Regions from separate parts of the Homo sapiens genome. Here all the other regions are linked to region 2. Evidence: chromatin contacts called from ENCODE Hi-C or POLR2A ChIA-PET data. All regions are on one chromosome and are shown on one strand. The core of a region is the stretch at or near the end of the contact, and the rest is flanking DNA. Distances in the headings are between cores, read along the strand shown. Region 1 holds the start of CBY3 (chibby family member 3). Region 2 holds the start of ZNF354A (zinc finger protein 354A). Region 3 overlaps LOC128966623 (a long non-coding RNA gene). Region 4 holds the start of CANX (calnexin).

Evidence for each region. Hi-C counts contacts between places; a loop is a spot of excess contacts on that map. ChIA-PET counts read pairs that join two places held with the same protein, here RNA polymerase II (POLR2A). Pooled maps may share reads with other maps.
Region 1: a loop to region 2 is called in a map of naive thymus-derived CD4-positive, alpha-beta T cell, with 30 times the contacts of the local background. The contact joins the promoter of CBY3 here to the promoter of ZNF354A in region 2. A Hi-C loop is called at or near these places in 1 of 168 maps with a recorded cell type or tissue (naive thymus-derived CD4-positive, alpha-beta T cell), 7 of 37 single-sample maps with no recorded cell type and 10 of 50 pooled maps. POLR2A ChIA-PET finds 5 or more read pairs at or near these places in 1 of 52 experiments (HCT116).
Region 3: a pooled map shows a loop between it and region 2 (4-fold over the local background). The contact joins the enhancer-like site here to the promoter of ZNF354A in region 2. A Hi-C loop is called at or near these places in 1 of 37 single-sample maps with no recorded cell type and 5 of 50 pooled maps.
Region 4: a loop to region 2 is called in a pooled map, with 29 times the contacts of the local background. The contact joins the promoter of CANX here to the promoter of ZNF354A in region 2. A Hi-C loop is called at or near these places in 2 of 37 single-sample maps with no recorded cell type and 9 of 50 pooled maps. POLR2A ChIA-PET finds 5 or more read pairs at or near these places in 1 of 52 experiments (A549).

The regions. Positions count from the first base shown.
Region 1 is chr5:179,679,322-179,685,644 of GRCh38, reverse strand. It overlaps CBY3 (chibby family member 3), which reads left to right and starts at 4,611. Exons shown (of 2, transcript NM_001164444.2): 1 at 4,611-4,772. The coding sequence starts at 4,727. It also overlaps a transcript of CANX not described here.
Region 2 is chr5:178,727,143-178,733,582 of GRCh38, reverse strand. It overlaps ZNF354A (zinc finger protein 354A), which reads left to right and starts at 2,924. Exons shown (of 5, transcript NM_005649.3): 1 at 2,924-3,027; 2 at 4,510-4,593. The coding sequence starts at 4,561. RefSeq lists silencers at 2,745-3,084, 3,155-3,384.
Region 3 is chr5:179,526,738-179,532,907 of GRCh38, reverse strand. The region is part of intron 4 of LOC128966623 (a long non-coding RNA gene); the gene reads right to left. Among named protein-coding and RNA genes, the nearest start is that of RUFY1, 21 kb to the left of the region's middle. RefSeq lists enhancers at 1,925-2,530, 2,531-3,137. Within about 2 kb of position 2,152, at least 13 of the 41 ENCODE cell types and tissues checked have a DNase peak (open chromatin) inside an H3K27ac peak, as active enhancers do.
Region 4 is chr5:179,693,926-179,700,327 of GRCh38, reverse strand. It overlaps CANX (calnexin), which reads right to left and starts at 1,361. Exons shown (of 15, transcript NM_001746.4): 1 at 1,226-1,361. It also overlaps the pseudogene HMGB3P22. RefSeq lists enhancers at 107-166, 1,727-2,256 and silencers at 977-1,266, 1,307-1,716.

The DNA of each region.
Region 1 (6,323 bases), core at 3,362-5,861, 950 kb before region 2:
AGGCAGAGGTTTCAGTGAGCCGAGATCACGCCACTGCACTCCAGCCTGGGCAACAAGAGCGAAACTCCATCTCAAAAAAAAAAAAAAAAAAAAAAAAAGCTGGGCGCGGTGGCTCACGCCTGTAATCCCAGCACTTTGGGAGGCCGAGGTGGGCAGATCACCTGAGGTCAGGAGTTCAAGACCAGCCTGACCAACATAGAGAAACACCGTCTCTACTAAAAATACAAAATTAGCCAGGCATGGTGGCACATGCTTGTAATCCCAGCTACACGGGAGGCTGAGGTGGAGGTTGCAGTGAGCCAAGATTGCACCACTGCACTTCAGCCTGGGCAACAAGAGTGAAACTCCATCTCAAAAAAAACACAAATAAACAAAAAAATTAGCCAGATGTGGTGGCGTGTGCCTGTAATCCCAAGTACTCAGGAGGCTGAGGCAGAAGAATCGCTTGAACCCAGGAGGCGGAGGTTGCAGTGACCCGAGGTTGCGCCACTGCGCTCCAGCCTGGGTGACAGGGCGAGACTCTGCCTCCAAAAATTAAATAAGTAAATAAATAGATAGATTTATTAAGGCCGGGCACAGTGGCTCAAGCCTGTAATCCCAGCACTTTGGGAGGTAGAGGCAGATGGATCACTTGAGGTCGGGAGTTCAAGACCGGCAGGGCCAACATGGTGAAAACCCTGTCTCTAGTAAAAAAAAAAAAAAAAAAAAAAAAAAAAAATACAAAATTAGCCAGGTGTGGTGGCACACGCCTGTAATCCCACTTAGGAGGCTGAGGCAGGAGAATTGCTTGAACCCAGGAGGTGAAGGTTGCAGTGAGCTGAGATCATGCTATTGCACTCCAGCCTGGGCAACAAAAGTGAAACTCCATCTCAAAAAATAAATAAATAAGTAAAATAAATTTATTAAGGATGAGCTTGCTGTTAAAAATTTAAAACAACAACAAAACAACAGCAAAAACCCCACAATTTAGACACGCTACCACTATGGCTAAAATTAAAAAGGCTTGGCCGGGCACGGTGGCTCAAGCCTGTAATCTCAGCACTTTGGGAGGCCGAGGTGGGTGGATCATGGGGTCAGGAGATCAAGACCATCCTGGCTAACACAGTGAAACCCCGTCTCTACTAAAAATACAAAAAAATTAGCCGGGCGTGGTGGCGGGCACCTGTAGTCCCAGCTACTCAGGAGGCTAAGGAAGGAGAATGGTGTGAACCCGGGAGGTGGAGCTTGCAGTGAGCTGAAAAAAAAAAAAAAAAAGGCTTACTAGCTGGGCCCTGTGGCTCCTGCCTGTAATCCTAGCACTTTGGGAGGCTCAGGTGGGAGGATCCCTTGAGCCCAGGAGTCTGAGACCAGCCTAGGCACCACGGTAAGACCCCGTCTCAAAAACGCCACCACCACCTTTAATTAAGCGAATTTTTTAAAAATGAAGGTTTACCAAACCAAGTGTTGGCCAGGATACAGAGAAACAGAAACTTTCACTCACTGTTAGTGGCTTAATAAAAAGGTAAACATGCACCTGCCATATGACACAGTCATTCTATTCCTAGGTGTTTACTTAAGAGAAATGAAAGCATATGTCCACACAAAGATGAGCAAAAATGTTCAGAGCAGTTTTATTTGCAATAGCCCCCAAACTGGAAACAACCCAAATGTGCATCAACAGCTGAATGGAAAAACAAATTGTGTGGTGTTTCCATACAATGAAATACTACTCAGCAATAAAAAGCAATGAACTGTTAATAAATGCAACAACATGGATAAATCTTAAAATAATTATGCGGCGAGAAGCCAATGCCAAAAAAAATCTATACTGAGGCTGGGCGCGGTGGCTCACACCTGTAATTCCAGCAGTTTGGGAGGCCGAGGCAGATGGATCACTTGAGGCCAGGAGTTTGAAACCAGCCTGGTGAATATGGTGAAACCCCATCTCTACTAAAAATACAAAAATTAGCTGGGTGTGGTGGCAGGCACCTGTAATCCCAGCTACTTGGGAGGCTGAGACAGGAGAATCACTTGAACCCAGGAGGCAGAGGTTGCAGTGAGCTAAGATCATACCACTGCACTCCAGTCTGGGCAACAAAGTGAGACTCCTCTCAAAAAAAGAAAAAAAGGTAATGGATACCTCCAGATGGATACATTATCTTGATTTTGGGAATGATTTCACATAACAAATTATCGAAATACTTCACATTATACATTATAAATATATGTAGTTGGCCGGGCGCGGTGGCTCACACCTGTAATCCCAGCACTTTGGGAGGCTGAGGTGGGCGGATCACAAGGTCAGGAGATCGAGACCATCCTGGCCAACACGGTGAAACCCCATCTCTACTAAAAAAAAAAATACAAAAAATTAGCCAGGCATGGTGGCGGGTGCCTGTAGTCCCAGCTACTTGAGAGGCTGAGGCAGGAGAATGGTGTGAACCTCGAAGTGGAGGTCGCAGTGAGCTGAGGTAGCGCCACTGCACTCCAGCCTGTGCGACAGAGCGAGACTCCGTCTCAAAAATAAATAAATAAATAAATGTAGTTGATTTTGTCACTTATACCTCAATAAAACTATTACAGAAGTTTCCTAGGAGGTGGCACCACCACCGGGCTCTGCCCCAGCTTGTGAGCTCCTGTGGATCTGGGTCTGTCCCTTGCAGTCAGGTGGGTGGGCTTAGTAGGTAGGACTGACGTCATTTCCTTCCACTGTCCGCACACGTGGCACGTGTCCTTCAAACATGCCCAGCCACTTCCCTCCTCTACCCCCAGGTCTTCAAGGGATTGGGGTCTCCTTATTGTTCAGGTTTTAGCAAGAATGTCAAGGGCCTTCACCGAGCACCACATCTAAATTACTTCCTACTCCTCACCCTGTCCCAAAATCACTTTCTGTATTTCCCTGGTTTGTTTTCTTCACTGTACGTATCAGAATTAGGGTTTTTTTTTTTTTTTTTTTGAGACAGAGTCTCGCTCTGTCACCCAGGCTGGAGTACAGTGGTGTGATCTCGGCTAACTGCAACCTCTGCCTCCTGGGTTCAAGCGATTCTCCTGCCTCAGCCTCCCAAGTAGCTAGGATTACAGGCATACACCACCATGCCCGGCTAATTTTGTATTTTGAGAAGAGATGGTGTTTCTCCATGTTGGTCACGCTGGTCTCAAACTCCCAACCTCAGGTGATTTGCCTGCCTCGGCCTCCCAAGGTGCTGGGATTACAGGCGTGAGCCACTGCACCCGGCCAATTTTTTGTATTTTTATTAGAGACAGGGTTTCACCATGTTAGCCAGGATGATCTCGATCTCCTGACCTCATGATCCGCCTGCCTCAGCCTCCCAAAGTGCTGGGATTACAGGCGTGAGCCACCGTGCCCGGCCTGGATATTCTTATTAATTTAATCATTCCTTTTTTTTTTTTTTGAGATGGAGTTTCGCTCTTGTTGCCCAGGTTGGAGTGCAGTGGCACAATCTTCGCTCATTGCAACCTCTGCCTCCCAGGTTCAAGCAATTCTCCTGCCTCAGACTCCTGAGTAGCTGAGATTACAGGCACCCGCCACCACACCCGGCTAATTTTTTCTATTTTTAGTAGACACGGAGTTTCACCATGTTGGTCAGGCAGTTCTCGAGCTTCTGACTTCAGGTGATCCACCCACCTTCCCCTCCCAAAGTGCTGGGATTTACAGGCATGAAACATCGCGCCTGGCCCTCTTTTTTTTTTTTTTTTTTTTAAACACAGGGTCTCTATCGCCCATGCTGGAGTGCAGTGGCACAATCACTGCTCACTGCAGCTTTCACCTCTTGGGCTCAGGTGATCCTCCCACCTCAGCCTCTTGAGTAGCTGGGACTACAGTCGCATGCCACCACGCCCAGCTAATTTGTTTTTGTAGAGATGGGGTCTTGCCATGTTGGCTAGTCTGCCCTTTCATTTTCATCATCTATCCTATTATCTTCCTCCCTCCTCAGCTGGCGCCCTACTGAGATCCCTATCACTGGTGGTGCACCCATCCCATAGGTGCTGTAGGAGCTGGCTGGTAACTCTCAGCTGCCCTGGCCAATAACTGACATGTAGAAGGAGGGTACAAAAGACGGGCTCCCTTGCTTTAAGGAGGCCTAACTGTGGTGCCATTTGTGCTCAGAGTTCCCCATGAGAGCAAGCGGAAGCTAGTCTCCACGTGAGACCACACTCTGGCTCAGCCTTAGCCTTTTTCTCGCCCTGTCTTGCTTCCCTCACCCCCTTCTCCTGAGAGCATTTCCCCAATAATTCACTTGAACAAGAATGCTCAGCTTAGGCTCTGCTTCTAGGGAACCTGACCCATGACACGCTCTGTTAGCTTCCTGAGAGACTATCTTGTTAGTTCCCCTAGAACAAATTCCTGTCTTGGACTCTGCTTATGATCACTCCCTTCATTCCCCTGCCAAGAATGACAGCTCAGTGAGGGAATATGTTCTTCACTTCCCTAGAACTGTTCCTAGAACACAGTAGGTGCTCAATGATGCACTGAATGCATGCAGGGGAGAGCCCAGAGTCTATCTGACAGCTCAGCGGTCAGCACCCCTTCTTGTCCTGGGGTGGCCTGGCCTGGAGGCATTGTGAGTCATAGCAGGTGGACAAGAGCTGAGTGGGTCAGAGATGGGACTAGCCCTGGGACAGCAGCTCAGCAACTCCACCCCATCTTCCAGGTGAGGCACAACATACAGTGAGGACTAACGGGGAAACATCCTCCGAGAAGATACAATCTCAAGGGTGGGCCTGGATGTGGGCTTCCAGAGACCATCTCCCTGAACCAGATCTTGGGGATGGTATGTACCATCCAGCCTCTGTCCACCTATATGTGAGGGATAAGTGTATTATGAATTAACGAAGGCATAACAGAGGGAACCCTGCTCTAGTTCTTTCTCTTCTCACTGCCCATGGGCAGAAGAGGAATTAGAAACAACACATAGCTCCCTTTTTCACATAATAGAATCAGCACTTACTGGGCAGGGGTGGGGGGTGCAGAGAGAAGTGAGCAAAATGGGACTTGTCTGTTATCTGGACTTTGGACTTCCTGAGGGCACAGTTTGTTTGGAATAAAAGTCATGTTTAGTGTGCACAATCCCTGATACTTTGAGCCCTATGCATAGGTCTAGCCCATGGCACACACCCCAGGATGTCAGTGAACACACTGGACTGTGGTCTATACACGCATCTGTCTTCCAAGCTGGATTAGGAGCACCTTGAGGGCAGGCAGAGGCTGTTTCAGGTCCCCTTCCCAAGACCAGAGTCTGGCACAGAGCAGATGCTAGTTCAAGTCTATCAAATGACTGAATGATGAGGGCAATAATGCTGTTGGCTATGCTAGATATCCTCCCAGATTGCTTTCAGAATCCAGATCTAACCCCGGCTTTCTAATCCTTCAGCAGTTCCCTCTTACCCACAAAAGGAAGTCTAAGCTTCCGAGCCTGCCTGTAGGGCACCTTCACATAGTGCACTGGTCCACCTTCCCAGCTTCCTCTTCTGCTCTTCCCAGCACCAATCCTATCCAAGCTCGTGTTCACATCTGAAATATGAAAGTCCTGCCCTGCCGGGTACAGTGGCTCACACCTGTAATCCCAGCACTTTGGCGCTGAGGCGGGCAGATCACCTGAGGTCCGGAGTTCGAGACCAGCCTGGCCAATAAGGTGAAACCCCATTTCTACTAAAAATACAAAAAAAAAAAAAAAAAAAAAAAAAAGGCCAGGCGCAGTGACTCATGCCTGTAATCCGGGCACTTTGGGAGGCCGAGTTGGGTGGATCACCTGAGGTCAGGAGTTCGAGACCAGCCTGGCCAACATGGTGAAACCCCGTCTTCACTAAAAATACAAAAATCAGGTGGGGGTGATGGCAGGCGCCTGTAATCTCAGCTACTCAAGAGGCTGAGGCAGGAGAACTGCTGGAACCCGGGAGGTGGAGGTTGCAGTGAGCCAAGATCGCGCAATTGCACTCCAGCTCGGGCAACGACAGCGAGACTCAGTCTCAAAAAAAAAGAAAAAGAAAGCCCTGCTCGGCTCTTCCCTCTGCCTAGAAGTTCTCCATTTTCCATCCTCAACCCACCTGGCAAAGTCCTACTCCTCCTTTAAGTACCTACTTACTTGTCTTGCTACCATTCCCTACCCCTCACCCTTCCAGCTGCAACTCAGAACAAGGCCCTCCTCCCGTCCTTCATCTGCATATGTATCCCAGGGCCTGATCCTCAGTGGTCTTTGGGGAAGATGGTTTAGGTGAGACTGCTGCCTGTGCAGCGTGGAACGACGGGCTCCTCGGTGGCCAGCAGCTGGTGAGACACAGCCGCAGCCGTAGCTGCAGGGCTAAGACATGTCCGCCGGCCTCGC
Region 2 (6,440 bases), core at 1,675-4,174:
GTTTTCCACTTCCCCTCACCCCATCATTATCCCTCCCCAGCTGAGATGTCTCCTCCCCCTCAGCCCTTCCTCCAGGGTCCAGCTTCAGGAAAGGCCCCGTGCTAAGTAATAAATAGGAGGTGCGCAGGATTTTAAATCTCACCACCTGGGTTTATTTTCTGATAGTAAAATGGAAGAAAAATAGAGTGAAACCTCCATGATTTATGGGCTCCCTTGCTTTCGGAGGTTTTCCGGTTGCATCTTTGTGCTATGCTTGACATTTATGATATAAGATATTAATATCTGCACAGAAGAGCTGCCGGTGCTAATTATTCAGACCTGCTCTGACAGCGAACTAGTGAGCAGCACTCATATGTCAGATCCCATCTATGCATTAAGCCTTTCACTTAAAATAGGTGGGAATGACGAGGCACTATGGGCCTTAGCTGTATAAACTGTGCAGAAAGTCTATAGGATATATTAGTAAATCAACTATGATAGGGCTGCTGAAAAGCAAGCCAATACCTGTCTGATAAATAGAATCCCCAGGAAAGTCTTTGATTTAGGAAATGTGCCAGAGACATAAAATGATATGAGGGAAAATGCAAATAATGAAACTAGCTTTTCCTAATTCAGAAAGGAAAATGTTTGCCTCTCCTTCCAGTCCTTCAGGTTGTCAGATGTGCCTTGTTTCTAGCAGCTATTTATAATATTAATCATTTTAACAGTATCAAACAGACTGGGTTTTTACACTTGATAAATTTTTGATGTTGAACCTTTGAAAAATGCAGTGATGTGATTTTTTTCTTCCTGAAGAGTTTCTCCCCAGAAGCCAGTGTTAATTTGCAGATGCCAACACATGACTAATGGTCTTATCTCAAAAGATTAATCCACACTAAATTAACATAGGACCAAGGCCTCAGGATTGTATAGCCTTTCGTCGTGAGAGATTCCAGGCTTTGTGATTCTGACAGACAGGCTGGCAGTTGTCTCCTCATAAGGGATGGTAGCTGGTTAGTTAATTGGTCAGTCAGTCTGCCTGGTACACCCTGTTACTGCCTGCCTAACAGTCACTGCCCTCCTCTTCTTTGTCAAGAACACCAATTTTGTTCAGTGAGCAATGCGCTCAGCTCCAGATGATGAGATATGATGGAGCTGCTTCAGTTCAGGTGAACTAAATTCCCTGTGATTGGTTCAGAGGTGAGGAAGTGACCTAATTCTGGCCAATGAAATGCAAGAGAAGGATGGAAAGGAGCTGAATGGGTTGGAGGAGGAAAAGGGATGGTGGCTTCTGGAAAAGAAAATAAAAGGTGATCATCATGTGGAAGTTAGTCCTTTTTGTTTCTGTAATTTCCTTCCTGATATTGGATGTGGCTGTGAGAAAACTGGTTCCTGGAGCAGCAGCTATGCTGGGCTCTTGAGTGGAGACCATAGCCAGAACTTTGGGTGGCAGAGCAGACAGACGGAAAGACACTGAGCCCTCGCTGATGTCATCAAGCCACCAAACCAACTGCGGTCAGTTCCTTCTGCCTACCTCTAGATCGCTTTTTAAACAAATAATAAATGTCATGATGCAAGCCACTGTTAGCAAAGGTTTCTGTATGTTGGTGCTGGAAGTATTGCTAATGATACAGCCAATTTTGCAAGCCTGGAAATTGTTTTCTCTCTTAAAAGCATTCATGTCATACATGCATATGGTAAAGCAAAATGTTGAAAAGTATATCAAGGTGTTAAATAGCAAGTGCAAGTATTATTCCAGCTCCCAGTACCCTCCTCAGAGGCAACTACTTTTTTTTTTTTTTTTTGAGATGGAGTCTCGCTCTGTCGCCCAGGCTGGAGTGCAGTGGCGCAATCTTGGCTTACTGTAACTTCCGTCTCCCGGTTCAAGCAATTCTCTGCCTCAGCCTCCTGAGTTGCTGGGACTACAGGCGCCCGCTACCACGCCCAGCTAATTTTTGTATTTTTAGTAGAGACGGGGTTTCACCATCTCGGCCAGGCTGGTCTTGAACTAACGTCGTGATCAACCCGCCTCGGCCTCCCAAAGTGCTGGGATTACAGACATGAGCCACCGCCCCCAGCCAATTAAACGTTTTTTTTAAAAAAATAAATGCAATGGAATGCAATGAAGCTATCAAAAATGCCACTGAGGGAGAATATTTATTGACAAATTCAAATGTTCAAGGCATATTCTTAAGTAGGGAAGCGCCAAACTTTCTAAATGGAGCCGGTGTTCTTTTTGTAACTGAGAAGATTTAGTTTAAAAAAAATATATATATATATACACACACACACACACACATATACATACATACATCCGTTGGCTTCACAGTAGCTGGCACCTCCCTCCCCTTTGCTTCAGGCACTTCCTGGGAGTCCTCGTCCATTCTCACCTCAGCGACGAAACCCCTCCACATACCCTGTTTCTCCTCACATTTATCCCCGAAAATGTTATATAATTATGTGTATGGCTTATTGTCTGCTCCCTACCCCCCAAAAAAATGTTCTCCAGGGCAGTGACGTTTCTTTCATTGATTGATACATGTGAAACCACTTGCAACCGTGCTTGGCACACAGCAGGTGCTCAGTGCCCCTCTGGTGAATAACTGAGGGGCACTAGGTCTGTTCTGGGCCGTTTTCCTGCCGCCCACGCCCTCCCTCCCGAAATTCCCACAGACACAGAGTTGCAAGTTACTGCCCTCAGCGAACCTCCCCTTATCTTCCCTATAACCAGGAACCTGGGGCCCTCCAGCTCACAGGGGCCCTCTTGTGGCATGTGGGCGCGTAACAGCTCAGCCGGGACCCCGCCTCAAACGCATGGAACTACACTTCCCCGAATGCAGGTGTCCTCTCGTGGACTCCATTTCCCAGCGGCCTCAGCGGCTGCCCCGCCCCTCCTGGTCCCCGGCGCGCCGCGGGGTGAGCGGCGCCGGGCCTGAGGTCGCCCAGACGCCGTCGGGGCGGAGCCGGGTCGCGAGGCTGCATCCCGGCCGGCGGTTCCGGAGCCTCGCGGCTGGGGAGGCGCGGCCCGGGACGCTCGAGCTTAGGGAGGTGAGCGTCGGCGGCAGGCCAAGCCGGTAGGAGGCGGCGCCCGGCACGGGGACTGCCTGCGGCTGCCGAGGCTCCGAAAGCCTTTGTGGGCGCTGGCGGGCACCCCCGCGTCTGTCACCGGCCCCCGCGCCGGGATCTGGACTCTCGCCCCCCCGCGGGGCGCTCCCTCGCCGTTGCTGGTGCACCCGCGTCCGGCTCGCCGTGGACGCCGGGCCTGGCGTTTCCTCCCGGGCCCGTCCTGCCCACTCCATGTGGGCCTCGCGGACTCGGGGCACCGGGACCCCGAGGGCAGGGCGGACGCAGCCGGGCCCCGGTTTCCGAGTCCGTCCCCAGGACGGCCACCCCTCCCGCCTCGGGACACCCAGCGCTTTCCTCTTCAGAGCTGGTGTTTGGCCGGGCGCGGTGGCTCACGCCTGTAATCCCAGCACTTTGGGAGGCCGAAGCGGGTGGATCACGAGGTCAGGAGATCGAGACCATCCTGACTAACACGGTGAAACCCCGTCTCTACTAAAAATACAAAAAAAATTAGCCGGGCGTAGTGGCGGGCGCCTGTAGTCCCAGCTACTTGTGAGGCCGAGGCAGGAGAATGGCGTGAACCCAGGAGGCGGAGCTTGCAGTGAGCCGAGATCAAGCCCTGCACTCCAGCCTGAGCGACAGAGCGAGACTCCGTCTCAAAAAAGAAACATCGTGTTAGAAATGGGATACATGGGGTCGGGCGTGGTGGCTCACGCCTGTAATCCTAGATTTTTGGGATGCCAAGGCGGGCAGATCACCTGAGATCAGGAGTTCGAGACCAGCCTGGGCAACACGGTGAAACCTCGTCTCTACTAAAAATACAAAAATGAGCCGGGCGCCTGTAGTCCCAGCTACTCGGGAGGCTGAGGCAGGAGAATGGCTTGAACCCGGGAGGCAGAGCTTGCAGTGAGCCGAGATCCTGCCACTGCGCTACTGCACTCCAGTCTGGCCAACAGAGCGAGACTCCGCCTCAAAAAAAAAAAAGCCGTTTTCCGTGGAGTCGGGAGATGATTCGTTGGCGGGAGAGAGAGGAACCGGCTGGGAAAGGCTTGAGGCGGAGGGAAGTCGTCCCGGGGCCGTCGTGGTGGGAGTCCCGGCCCGCCTCGCAGCGGCGTGAACGGGGCAGGTGCCCCGGCGCTGCCTCAGTTTCCTGAGCGGTGCAGTGGGTGCTGGCAGTGCCAGCTGGCGCCGAGGAACTCAGCGGCGTGGGGCGAGCCCTGGCCCTGGTGGGCTCAGCGGGTCGCTGCTGCCACTGCGGCTCCAGCGTCCCCTCCGTAAGCCCCAAGCCTGTGGGGCCTGGGCCTGGCCGGGCGGCCCAGCGCTGCTCTGGTCCGCGGGCTCCTGGCTCCTCCCGAATCCCTGTGAGGGCGCGCGGGGTCCTTCTCAGCGGGAGTCGGGGTTTTAGAGCTGCGGATTCCAGGGCTGGAAAGCAGAAGGGGTTCTTCCTGGCTCCCTTTTTCTTCTCAGATCTGCCTTCTGGAGACTGCGCCGTCCTCCCGGGAGAGCCAGAAAGAGGACATGGCTGCTGGGCAGCGGGAAGCGAGGCCCCAGGTGAGCTCATTGCCCTCCCAGATCCCAGTGGATGGATTTTCCCCACTAACTGGAGTTCTTCACCCGGGACCATCTCCAGCCAGGATGGAGCCCAAGTCCTTTTCTCTTGGAGGAGCTGGTCCGCCCTCATGAGTGGTGGATTCTGTAGGGAGGACCACCCACCCTCCCCACCCGTGTCTAGTGGTTCTCTTTTTTTTTTTTTTTTTTGAATCTCGCTTTGTCGCCCAGGCAGTGGCGGGATCTCGGCTCGCTGCAACCTCTGCCTCCCAGGTTGAAGCAATTCTCCTGCCTCAGCCTCCCAAGTAGCTGGGATTACAGGCTCCCGCCATCACGCCCGGCTAAGTTTTTTTTTTTGTGCTTTTATTAGAGATGGGGTTTCACCACGTTGGCCAGGCTGGTCTCAAACTCCTGACCTCAGGTGATCCACCCGCCTCAGCCTCCCAAAGTGCTGGGATTACAGATGTGCGCCACTGCACCCAGCCCGAATAAATCATTTTCTGTACACATTTATTTGTGTGTGTGTGTTTGTGTATGCATGTTACCATCTATGTTACCATTTTAACCTTTTTTTATTGTGGCAAAATATATATAACATAAAATATACCATTTTAACTTTTTAAGTGTATAATTCAGTGGTATTTTAGGTACTTCCGCATTGCTGTGCAGCCATCATCGCTATCCATCTTTATTGTGTAGATTATCACATTTATTTCTTAACCCTAAGGGGCAGGCATTAAAAGGCAGTTTTACAGAGTAGTTAAGAATGCAAGCTCAGTGAGACATCTGCTGGATTTGAATTACACAAGAAAAAACAAAGTCACAGAGAGGATACAAAATTTGTAGAAGTCAGCCGGCCACAGTGGCTCACACCTGTAATCCCAGCACTTTGGGAGGTCGAGGCCGGCAGATCGCCTGAGGTTAGGAGTTTGAGACCAGCATGGTGGAACCCTGTCTCTACTAAAAATACAAAAATTAGCCGGGCATGGTGTCTAGCACCTGTAATCCCACCTACTCAGGAGGCCGAGGCAAGAGAATCATTGGAACCCGGAAGGTGGAGGTTACAGTAAGCCAAGATCATGCCATTGCACTCCAGCCTAGGCAACAAGAGCCAAACTCTGTCTCAAAGAAAAAAAAAAATGTGTACAAGTCACACAGCTGGTCAGTGACTGTGTCTGTGTGACCTGGACAAATTTCTTATCTTGTCTGTGACTTTGTTTTCTCTTGTGTAAAGTGGCAACAATAATGGTATCGTCTTGATAGGATTGTTGTGAATGTTAAATAAAGATTATACACTGCAAATTAACATAAAGCTCTAAGATCAATACTTGGCCCATAGAAAGCCTTCAATAAATTATAGCTATTTTACTTTTCGTCATTACTATCCTTAAGCTTGAGTAAGCACATAGAGAGTACCTTCAGTTGCTTAACCTAACCTCCATCATTAAGTATTTAGATTATTCCTGGTTTTTTGCTCTTAAAAACACCATGAATATGTTTGTGTGTACTTTTGTGCACTGTTCATTATCGTACAAATAGAGTAATTGGTACTTTAAAGAGTATACTTTGAGGGTTCTAATATGTATTAGCAAATCGCCATCAGAAAGAGTTTTCTAATTAACACTCCCACTAATGGCCGTAATTCCTCTACCCATCTCTTACAGTGGCTGCACTAGGCCTGAATCTCACTGTGTGCTGCTCAGTATACATTTGTTACTGGCCAATTATTCATTAAACGAATGATCTGGAACCTTCAGAAGCTTGAATAGTATGGGAAGTGTTTCACGGGTAGCGTGTCTTTCCCACTGCCGCCCCCTCTGCTCTGTGAGGGTGGTCCTGGGTGAGCTGGA
Region 3 (6,170 bases), core at 903-3,402, 800 kb before region 2:
CAGGAGTTTGAGACCAGCCTGGGCAACATAGTGAGACCTCATCCCTATTTAAAAAAAAAAAAAAATATATATATATATATATGTGTGTATATATACATATACACACACATGTATACCTATATAGACACACATATATACATATATATACACACATACTATAAAAAAGAAAAATTCTTATATTCCTAAGCTAAGTTTTACTTGATTTTATATGCAGTTGGCCCCTCGTATCCTGGGGTTTTACATCTGTGGTTTCAATCAACCGTGGATCAAAAGTATTTGAAAAACAAAAGCAATAAAAAAAAAACAAGAAAAAATAATATAAATAAAAAAATCAATACAACAACTTTTTTTTTGAGACAGTCTTGCTTTGTTGCCTAGGCTTGAGTGCAGTGGTACCATCACAGCTCACTGCAGCCACAACTTCCTGAGCTCAAGTGAGCCTCCCACTTCAGCCTCCTGAGTAGCTGGGACCACAGGCTGGTCTCGAACTCCTGGGCTCAAGTAATCCTCCTGCCTCAGCCTCCCAAAGTGTTGGGATTACAGGAGTGAGCCACCATGCTTGGCCCCAACAGCTATTTACATAGCATTTACATTGTATTAACTAGTAGTGTAAATAATTTAGAGGTGATTGGGCCGGGCATGGTGGTTCACGCCTGTAACCCCAGCACTTCGGGAGGCCGAGACGGGCAGATCACGAGGTCAGGAGATCGAGACCATCCTGGCTAACACAGTGAAACCCCGTCTCCACTAAAAATACAAAAAATTAGCTGGGTGTGGTTACAGGCGCCTGTAGTCCCAGCTACTCGGGAGGCTGAGGCAGGAGAATGGCGTGAAGCCGGGAGGCAGAGCTTGCAGTGAGCCGAGATCACACCACTGCACTCCAGCCTGGGCGACAGAGCAAGACTCCATCTCAAAAATAAAATAAAATAAAATAAAATTTAGAGGTGATTTAAATTATACCTCTAAATAATTAACCTGGGACAGAGGATGTGCATAGGTTATAGGTTATACGCAAATACAGATGCTCCTTGACTTATGATGGGGTTACAACCAAATACATCCATCGTATAGATTGACCATATGGCGAGTTGAATTTACAATGGGTTTATCCAGATGTAACCCTATTGTAAGATGAGAAGCGTTCTGAATGCCCATTGCTTTTGCACCATTGGCAAGTCAAATCCCAATTGAAGCCATCATAAATTGGGGACTGACAGTACAATGCTACTTTATATAAGGGACTTGAGCATTGTGGATTTTGGGGGGAGGGTCCTGGAACGAATCCCCTGTGGATACAGAGGGACTGCTGTATATATACATCTACAGGGCAAGATAGTTTATTTTTAAAAATTATACCATGTCGATTGTGATGACTGGCATATAGATTATGATGGTTTTTCTCTGATGTTGTATACTGAAATGTTTTCATAGGACCAAGAATGTTAGAAAAATAAAGATCTTAAATACAATATGATAAATTTATATATATACTATTTGATTCTGTTAGCTATATTTTGTTTTATATCAGTGATCATAAGTAAAAAATGGTTTTATAATTTTATTTTTATGTTAACCTTATCTGATTTGAGAATTAAAAATTCTAGTTTCATAAAATGAACTGGATAATTTTTATACTTTTTCTATTTTCTTGTACAGCACACTGTCCAGTAGAAATATAATGCAAGAACACATGTGACTTAATGTTTGTAGTAGCCACTTAGAAAAGTAAAAAGAAATATGTGCAATGAGTTTTAATAATATATTTAATTCAATACGTCCAAAGTAGTGTCATTTGAACATGTTATCAACATAAACATGAATGAAATATTTCACCTTCTATTTTTGTACTAAGTTTTCGAAATCTGTTCTTTTATATTGATAGCACTTCTTAATTCAGACACGAAATTTTCATAAGAAGTACATGATTTGTATTTAGGTTTCATAAAATTTACAATTCAAAAAGTAGATTCACATACGCGAATCGTTTCAAACATACCTCTGGGCCCAGCGCCTCGCCCTGTCCTCGCCGGGTGAAGTCGGCCCTGACTGCAGCCTGCGAAGCACCCGCCCATTGTCCCCGGAGAGGGCGCCCTGGACGCAAGCGCAGAGCCCCGGGAGGCGCGGGAAGCCGGAGGAGGGCGATGGGGGCGAGGCAGGAAGAGTACGTGGGGCCGAGGGGGGCGAGCGCTGGGCCGCCCGCAGCCGGAGAGTGTCGCCCCTCCTGAAGGCCCTGGGCAGGTGAAATGAGGACCAGCGCTGACAAAGGGCAGGATGCAGAAGACTCCTGACTTTGGATCTCAGATCACCCTCGGAAGCTCCGATTCGGATCCGCGTCCACAGACCCGGCGACCTCAGACAGACCGGGCGTCCGGGGAAGAGGCGGCGGCAGTGAGCACCGCAGTGAGGAAACCAGGCTCCGGCGATCCCCAGGCCTTACGCCCGACCCCAGGGCATTTGGGAGCAGGTCTGCGTCCGGGACCAGCACACTCTGGACGGGAGCTCTGCCTTTCTGGGGTCCTCCAGCTGAAGGATGTGAGTTGCAAGAAACCCATTCTGTAGACCTCGAAATCAGCGGGGAGCCCCAGGCACTTGTGGGGGGACTTTGATGTGGCTCCCACGCATCCACCCGGCACCGCGTGGATTGCCAGGGGCAGGACGAGCTTGAGTGGACGCTGGGTTCGCTGAGCCCCCCAGAGGCTCCTCGCCCTGGGTCACCTGTGCCGCCTTGGACCACCCAGAGAAACCTTTCCTCCCACCAGGTGAGCCGCAGGCCAGGCGCCAGGCCTGAGTGTGCCCGGGACGGGGATTTCTCTGTGAACGGCCCATCATCCCATAATATCCACGTTGTCTTAGCCTCATGTTCTGAAGAAACACGAATTTCATACACAAGCGTGGATTTTTGCATGTTTTAAATTGTAAATGCGACTAACTCCAAGGAAGTTGGAACTTGAAGCAGGCTCAAAGCAAACTTAGTCGCGTCATCCGCCACCATCCTCCAGGGTAAACCGAGGAGCACAGTTAATTGGTTTTCCACGGGTATTTGCCACTTGTCAGATGGGCTGTTATGGACGTAACCACGTAATTCCTGGAACCCAGTGAGAGTCAGCTTCCTTTACGGGCGTCTGACAAGATGTGCTCAAACACCTTGAAGATCTTTATGGAAACAACTTTTGGCTCTTTATCAAGATGTCATTCAGGGCTCTGAACAGTCGAATACGTTGTGGATGGGTTTGCTGTAGTTATACAGTGTGCATTTGATACTTGTCAATAGCGCTAGTAATGTTATTGCAAAAATAAAACCTTCTTTAAAAAAGAGGCCGGGCGCGGTGGCTCACGCCTGTAATCCCAGCACTTTGGGGAGGCTCAGGCAGGTGGATCACGAGGTCAGGAGATGGAGACCATCCTGGCTAACATGGCGAAACCCCGTCTCTAGTAAAAATACAAAAAATTAGCCGGGTGTGGTGGCGGGCGCCTGTAGTCCCAGCTACTCGGGAGGCTGAGGCAGGAGAATGGCGTGAACCTGAGAAGCGGAGCTTGCAGTGAGCCGAGATGGCACCACTGCACTCCAGCCTGGGCGACAGAGCGAGACTCTGTCTCAAAAAAAAAAAAAAAAGAGAAAAAAGAAAGAAAGAAAAGTGGCCCGGCACAATGGCTCACGCCTGTAATCCCAGCACTTTGGGAGGCCGAGGCTGGCGGATCGCGAGGTCAGGAGTTCGAGACCAGGCTGGCCAGCATGGTGAAACCCTGTCTCTACTAAAAATACAAAAATTAGCCGGGCATGGTGGCCCGCGCCCAGGCAGGCTGTTCTGGGAGAGAAAACTTGGCTCTCCAATGCGGTGTGGCCATTTGGCTATGACATCACACTGCATAGTTTAATGAGTGAAATCAGACCTCTTCTTGTTATTGGAGATGACTGGAGGATTTTTTTTTTATTTTCCTGAATGTAAGTAGGTAAGCCATGAAGATCCCAGATTTCATTCAGGGACTCAGAACCAGCAGCAAGGAGCAGGCTGCGTGGAGAAAACAGAGTTGGCTCTGGAGTACCCCATGAGTCCAGCTTGTTCAAAGTAAAAGTGGCAATGGCTTTGGGATCACAAAACAGCCCTTGAACATCAAAGTCAATTAGTAGAAACCCCTAAATATCATGGGGCAAAAAATATTTCAAATTTACTTAAATATTCGGTTTATCAGATGGGACTCACTTTTTTTTTCTTTTTTTTTTTTAAACAGATTCTCACTCTGTTGCCCAGGCTGGAGTGCAGTGGCGCCATCTTGGCTCACTGCACCCTCTGCCTCCCGGTTCAAGCAATTTTCCTGTCTCAGCCTCCTGAGTAGCTGGGACTACAGGCACGAGCCACCACGCCCGGCTATTTCTTATATTTTTAGTAGAAATGGAGTTTCACCATGTTGGCCAGGCTGGTCTCAAACTCCTGACCTCAAGTGATCTGCCAGCCTGGACCTCCCGAAGTGCTGGGATTGCAGGCGTGAGCCACGGTGCCCTGCCGGGACTCAATTTTTAACACCTATTTTTAACACTAGCTTTTGTGCTAGTAAATTAAATTAATTCTTTTAAAAAAACCCAATTGTGTGTACTTTAACAAGTAAAACTAAGTTGGTTATAATGTGACAAAAATACAAGCAATAATAATAGCAAAATTATCCAATAGGAACCATGCAGAGAGTTTTATATTATAACTCATGTCCCCTTTCCTGCAATGTTATTAACTTCTATCCCCATTTTCCACATCAAGGAAATTAAGTTTGGAGACACAGAGTGACTTACCTAAGTCACAGGTCTGGTAGGTGGAGAGTTTCTCTCACTCCAGGGACCACAATCTACAAAATAAACTTGCATATTCTACAAAATATTTGTTACCATTGGAAGTAGGTAGGCAGAGTGTTACTAGCATCAAATTATGGCAGGAATAAAAAGAAAGGGTGGTGGGCTGGTCTTGCTTCTGCAGTTTAAGGGGGATCCCTGCGCCGAGATGTCTGGCTAAGTGGTCGTTGTAACAAGTGGCAGAGATGGTGAAAACATCAGGGAGCAGGTGGTGGCTGTTCCAGTTTCTTATCTCAGGAGGGAAGAGCTGCAGATGTCTTTACTGTGAATGAGGGAGAGAAACGCTAAAGCACAGAAATGTTCAGAACCAAAGAGCTGGATCACTCATGCTTCTAGAAAAGACATTGGCATCTTCTCATTGCTCATCTACTGTGCCTGGCACAGCCTTATTTTCTAGCTTTCTGAATGTGAGTTCCATCCATATCCTTTGCATAACGGTGGTACTGGGCTGTGGAGAGCTTGGAATGTGTGTCCATGGGGAAATGGGCTGTTCTGGTTATTATAAAACGGCCAAGGGAGGGCTCCATGGCACACCTCTGAGTAACCCAGGACACTCCTGTTTGGGAAATGCAAACCATCCATACGGCAGGGGCACAATTATAAAGATTGATCCTGTCACGGGAATGGTTTCAAATCTGACCAACCTCATGGCATACATTGGGGAAGCAATTGTGAAACCCCTTGATTCTTTGGATCTGGACATGCTGTACTGTGACAATGGTTTGTGTGTGACAGAAAATGTAGCTGTGTCTACCGGGAAAGACTGGGGAAATTTCTTCCTGTGGAGTTCTTTATAAAGCAAAAGTGCATGAAACTGTCAGTAATATTGTAGTCTATAAAGGGAAATTGCTCTTAGAGGCTAATATTGCACAATGACTACTTTTTTTGCTTATTTGGAAAAGATCTTTATCTCTTGGAGTATTAAGAAGTCAACATATAATTGCCACCCTATACATTGTGTTCTGGAGTGCCTGATTTATTGAAATCAGTGTGAAACCTATTTTAAATAAATATCTATTTCAAAACCAAGGCCAGACATGGTGGCTCATGCCTGTAATCCCACACTCTGGGAGGCTGAGGTGGGAGGATCACTTGAGGCCAGGAGTTCAAGACCAGCCTAGGCAACACAATCTCCACCAAAAAAAAAAAAAAAAAAAAAAAAAAAAGCAATTAGCCAGGCATGGTGGCACATACCTGTTGGTCCCAGCTACTCGGGAGACTGACGCAGGAGGATCGTTTGAGCCCAGGAGTTCAAGGCTACAATGAGCCGTGATGTGCCACTGCACTCCAGCCTGGGTGTGAGACCCTGTCTCCAAAAATAAAGAAGTCT
Region 4 (6,402 bases), core at 112-2,611, 970 kb before region 2:
ACTTATTAAAAAATTAAGCAAAATCTTCCATTTCCTAAATCAGAGGTAAAAAGACTTAACTATGGTTAATCTTGTCCTCTCAATCTTTTAATATTAAGCTCAGTTTAACTTCCCTCAACCAGCAATCACTTGTGTCATGCCCAGCGGTAATACACAATGCCCGGTTTCTTCTATCACCATAACTGTGACCTCAGGTCCTGCGAAACAGGACTGAACCAGTTCACTAGGATGGCAGTGTATTGGTCCAAAGGCATTCAGATTATAATAACGTACCGCAATGATCATCGAGCAGTTACTAAATGTCGGACTTCCCTGTCTTATTGTATACATATCTTAATTTAATCCTCACAAATCCATCGGGTATTATTATATCCATTACTTGACAAGAACGGGGGCACAAAGGGTAAGAAAACTGCCGAAGTTCACAGAGCAACCAATGACCAATCAAAGACTCGAGCCAGGGCCTTAGCGTTAACCACTGCACGGTCTATCCCTGAACTATAATCCCAGCACCATCAGTACACTAATCGCATGACCTTGGGCCAGTCATTTCATACCTCCAGGCCTCCGGTGTGGAAAGAGATGCACTTAGATGAGCTTTCGGGGGCTTTCCTGCTTTTAACGCCCTGTCCCTCTCCAACTGGATTACTCGCCTCCAGAATAGGTGCTGTAACTGCTAAGTTTCTCAACCACTGCGTGTTCTCCTTCTGGTACATTCCCCTTTCTCTTCAGGGAACTAGGGTCCAGTCTCCGCTTTGGATTTTCAAATATTAAACTGTAACGCTAGTTGTAAACATTCCCTCTCGGTCTAATACCACCCTTCCCTACTACTAGGGGTACCTAGTAGGCCCGATTCCACCCTATACTTTTACCCAGTTACTCCAGCCCACCTCGCGGCTGCCCAGGCAGCCGGCAAAGAGGCCTAAGAAAGCCCTAGAAGCAAAGCCATAGGAATAAGTCAGCTTTCCCAGAGGTCAAAGAAGGCTGTCGGGCCACCTGCCACGCCTCCCGACCCCGGCGGCGCGGCCTGGGCCCGCAACCCAACCAAAGACGCCCGGATTCGGGCCTCCTCGCTCACGGCGGGCGCGTCGGCCAGGGCCTGGGCCCTCAAGAGCCAGCCCGACCCCTCAGTCGCCGGCCACGCCCGACCCCTCAGCCGCAGAGGCGCTCCCAGCCCCCCGAGGTCCTCACAGGCCCGAGGACGCGCTCAGGTCTCCCCTCTCACCTCTAGCCTCCCGGGGACCGCGGGGGTGCCCGTGCCCCTTCCCGCCCGCACACCTTGCCCCGCGCCGCAGTAAAGAGAGAGGCGGAGGCGGCCCGACCGTCACGTGCCGCAGAACCAAGAGGCCTCGGCCACCGCTGCCGCGCGAGCGAGCCCCACCGCACGAAGCCCGGCCCTGTGCCCGCCCCTGGCCCCTGAGTAGCCACAGCCGGCGCCAAGTCCCGCCCTCCCGCGCAAGCCCCGACATCCGGTTGGCCGGCGTGGGCATCGCTCTACGCACCGTCCCATACGCCCCCTACGGCTATTCTTCGTGGAGTGTGAAGATTGGCCGGGAGTGAGGCAGGAAGTGGCTGTTGGTTGGGCGGGAGGTGAGGGGCGGGCCACGCTGGATCGAGACCGCCGGGCGCGCGCGTCTCGGGGCGGGGCTGGTTTAACAGGCGTTCCCGCGTCGGTTGCTGTGGTGCCTTCGGGGCGTTCCAACCCAACCCCCAGTAGCCCTCACCCGTCTGGTTCCTGGAGCCGAGACTTGGGACGCATCGCGCGCCCTTCGCTGACGGGGCAAACGGCAGCCGGCAAAAGGGGTAGGAGTCCGACGATCGGCCATCAGGAAGGGCCCGTTGCAGCGAACGCGGGCCCCTACGGGCGTGAGCAGAACCCAGCGCGAGCGCCTGGCCGGATTGGCGTGCACTGCTCCGCGCTGTGTGAGCCGGCGCCGCAGTTCCTGCAGAGTCATGGCTCGGCCCAGGAGCCTGCGCAGCCTCGTCGCCCAGCATAACACACAGTCCAGAATAATATAATCCGAGGTTATTTGAACTTTCAATTTATGTTTCCTGAAGTGAGATTAGGTGTCAGGGCAGAGAGATACAGGGATGACAGGACGAGAGAAAGGATGGTGCCATGGAAAGATTTAAGATACGCCACCATTTTAGTAACCCACTCTTAGTACATCTTCAGTTTTCAGTATGCTGAGAACCTCACAAAATGGAAGTGGCCCAGGGTTTTTCTAGACCTTTAGAGATCCTGATCTCTTGTTCTCTATTTGTTTGGACACCCAAAGGCTTGACTACTAGGGTGGAAAACACTAGAATCAGCGAATGTATCACTGATCTGAAAAGCCCTCTTGCCACCGGGAAGGGGAAGAAAGGCAGGGTTTGGTGTTTGCATGAGTTAGTATCATCCAACCCTCAACCCCCAAATTTTTTTTATTTTTATTTTTTTGAGACGAAGTCTTGCTCTGTCGCTCAGGCTGGAGTCTAGTGGTGCGATCTTAGCTCACTACAACCTCCGCCTCCCGGGTTCAAGCGATTCTCCCTCAGCCTCCCGAGTAGCTGGGATTACAGGCGCCCGCCACCACGCCCGGCTAATTTTTGTATTTTAGTAGAGACAGGTTTCACCATGTTGGCCAGGCTGACCTCAGGTGATCGACCTGCCTCTGCCTCCCACAGTGCTGGGATTACAGGCGTGAGCCACGGCGCCCCAACTTCAGCCCCAAAATTTGTGTAGGAGAATTTTGGTTTCCTGTCTACCTGGGGAAGCAGCTATTCAAAGCAGAATAAAATTCTGGATGCTACATGATCCAAATAATGAGCTTAAAATGTAGTTACAGGAAGTACATTTGTGAGCAAAAGAGCTACTCCTGCAAAGGTAAGTGCCAAAAGACTGTGGTACTATGGAGAATTCAATGGGATTCTGAAGGGGAGGGACTGCTTCCATCCAGAATGGACTGGCAAAGAGGTCAGAATTGGCTGGGCGAGGTGGCTCTCCCTGTGATCTGAGCACTTTGGGAAGCTGATGCAGGTGGATCATTTGAGGCCAGGAGTTCAAGACTAGCCTGGGCAACATAGTGAGACCCCTGTCTCTACAAACATAAAAATAAAAAAATTAGCCTGGCATGGTGCACACCCGTAGACCCAGATACTAGGAAGACTGAGGCAGGAGTATCCTTGACTCCTGATTGAGGAGGCTGCAGTGAGCTAAGATCAGGCCACTGCATTTCATCCAGCCTGGGCAACAGAGTGAGAACCCGTCTCTAAATAAATAAATAATAAAAACAAACAGATGTTTTACATGGGCATCGTTTGTGCAGTCCAAAGCAATTACAATAGTAACATCAACCTGGATCACCATGACAGATATAATAATGAAAACATATTATACGAATTCCCAAAATGTGACAGAGACCAGAAGTGAGTACGTGCTGTTGGAAAAATGGTGCTTATAGACTTACTTGATGCAGGGTTGCCACATTCAATTTGTAAAAACACAGCATCTGTGAAAACCAATAAAAGGAAGTGCAGTAACAAGAGGTTTACAGCCTGTTTACATTCTGACATGGAGCAACAGTCAAGATTTAGTGTCATGTGAAAAAGCACAGAGAAAGGTGTGTTTCCTTTCATACTGAAAAGGGAGATGTATTCTCATACATGTAAGCTTGGCCAAACAAGCTTACTAGAAAGAAACACGAGAAACTGCTAGGAAAGGTTAATGCTGGAGAGGGGGCCTGAAACTCTAGAAGCAGAAATACTTTCTTGGCCAGGCACAGTGGCTCACGCCTGTAATGCCAGCACTTTGGGAGGCTGAGGCGGGCGGATTACCTGAGGTCAGGAGTTCAAGACCAGTATGGCCAACATGGTGAAACCCTATCTCTACTAAAAATACAAAAATTAGCCGGGCATACTGGTGCACACCTATAGTCCCAGATACTCGGGTGGCTGAGGCAGGACAATCGCTTGAACCCGGGAGGCAGAGGTTGCAGTGAGCCAAGATTGTGCCACTGCACTCTAGCTTGGGTGACAGAGCCAGACTCTGTCTCCAAAAAAAAAAAAAAAAAAAAAAAAAGAAATGACACTTTCTTTAAACATGCATATGATTTTTTCAACAAAGAATCAGGCCGGGTGAGGTAGCTCATGCCTCTAATTCAGCACTTTGGGAGGCGAAGGTGGGTGGATCACTTGAACCCAGGATTCAAGACCAGCCTGGGCAACATGACAAGACCCCATCTCTACAAAATATACAAAAATTAGCTTGGCATAGTGGCTTGAGCCTGTAGTCTCAGCTACTCAGGAGGCCGAGGTGGGAGGATTGTCTAAGGCCAAGAGGTCAAGGCTGCAGTGAGCCAAGATTGGGCCACTGTACCAGAGTAACACCCTGTCTAAAAAAATAAAAATAGGCCAGGCACAGTGGCTCACGCCTGTAATCCCAGCACTTTGGGAGGCCGAGGCGGGTGGATCATGAGGTCAGGAGATCGAGACCACGGTGAAACCCCATCTCTACTAAAAATACAAAAAATTAGCCGGGCGCAGTGGCGGGCGCCTGTAGTCCCAGCTACTCGGGAGGCTGAGGCAGGAGAATGGTGTGAACCCGGAAGGCGGAGCTTGCAGTGAGCGGAGATTGCGCCACAGCACTCCAGCCTGGGCGACAAAACGAGACTCCGTCTCAAAAAAAATAAAAATAAAAATAAATAAATAAATAAAAATAGGCCAGGCACAGTGGCTCACGCCTGTAATCCCAGCACTTTGGGAGGCCAAGGCGGGTGGATCACCTGAGGTCAGGAGTTCGAGACCAACCTGACCAACATGGAGAAGCCCTGTCTCTACTAAAAATACAAAATTAGCCGGGCATGGTGGCTAATGCCTGTAATCCCAGCTACTCGGGAGGCTGAGGCAAGAGAATCGCTTGAACCCAGGAAGCAGAGGATGCGGTGAGCTGAGATTGCGCCATTGCACTCCAGCCTGGGCAACAAGAGTGAAACTCCGCCTCAAACTCACGCCTGTAATCCTAGCACTTTGGGAAGCCGAGGCGGGTGGATCACGAGGTCAAGAGATCGAGACCATCCTGGCTAACACGGTGAAACCCCGTCTCTACTAAAAAAAACCACACACACAAAAAAATTAGCCGGGTGTGGGGCGGGTGCCTGTAGTCCCAGCTGCTGGGGAGGCTGGGGCAGGAGAATGGCGTGAACCCGGGAGGCGGAGCTTGCAGTGAGCTGAGATCGCGCCACTGCACTCCAGCCTGGGAGACAGAGCAAGATTCCGTCTCAAAAATAAATAAATAAATGAAAGAAATAAAAACTTAAAAAAGGAATAAATTTTAGCTTTAGCTTTTGTACTTTTTTCAAAATAGGCAGTATGTTTAAAAGAGTAAACAAAATTGTTGATCCATTTATCCTTCGTATCCAGCTTCTTCTCATAGCTTGTCTCTCCATCCTTCCCTCAAAGCCACCCTCATCCTTGCTCATGCCTACCTTTTGCTTGAAGGAGAAAGTGGGCACACAGAGAGAGGGAGCACTCACATTTTTATCCATTTACTTTTTTTTTTTTGACAGATAAACACTTTGTTTATTCATCCTCCTCCTCATCTCCTCCTCGTCTTCATCTTCCTCTTCCACCTTTTTCCAGGCAACTTTAGCAGGACGCTTTGAGCCATCAAACTTCCCTTTCGACTTAGAATCAGCAACATCCTTCTCGTACTTCTCCTTCAGCTTTGCCGTCTTAGTGATGTAAGGCTGCTTTTCACTGTCATTTAAGTTATTCCACATCTCACCCAGCTTTTTTGCCACATCTCCAATAGAGATGCCAGGGTTTGTGGATTTGATCTTGGGGCGGATTTCCGAAGAGAACAGGAAGAATCCAGATGGTGGCCTTTTGGGGGCACTAGGATCCTTCTTCTTCTTGCCTCCCTTAGCTGGTCCCTTCATTTCCCGATCACAGTGCACTTTATCCGTCTTTGCCATTTCATCAAATTTAGACTTCTCTTTCCCGGACATTGTCTTCCACCTTTCAGAGCACTTCTTGGAAAATTCTGCAAAATTGACAGGGTTTTTCTTTTTACATTCTTCTCTGCATGTCTGCACAAAGAAGACATAAGCAGACATCTTGCCCTTTGGTTTCTTGGGGTCACCTTTAGCCATCCTGGCTGTATTGTTCGCTCTCATTCCTTTTTTTTTTTTTTTTTTTTTTTTTGAGACGGAGTTTCTCTCTTGTTGCCCAGGCTGGAGTGCAATGGCAGGATCTCAGCTCACAGCAACCTCGGCCTCCCGGGTTCCAGCGCTTCTCCTGCCTCAGCCTCCTGAGTAGCTGGGATTACAGGCATAAGCCACCACGCCCGGCCCATTACTTTCTTAATAGTTAGGCTGGTAATGGTCATTTCTCTAAAGTTTCTCTATACTCATGCTAATCTGG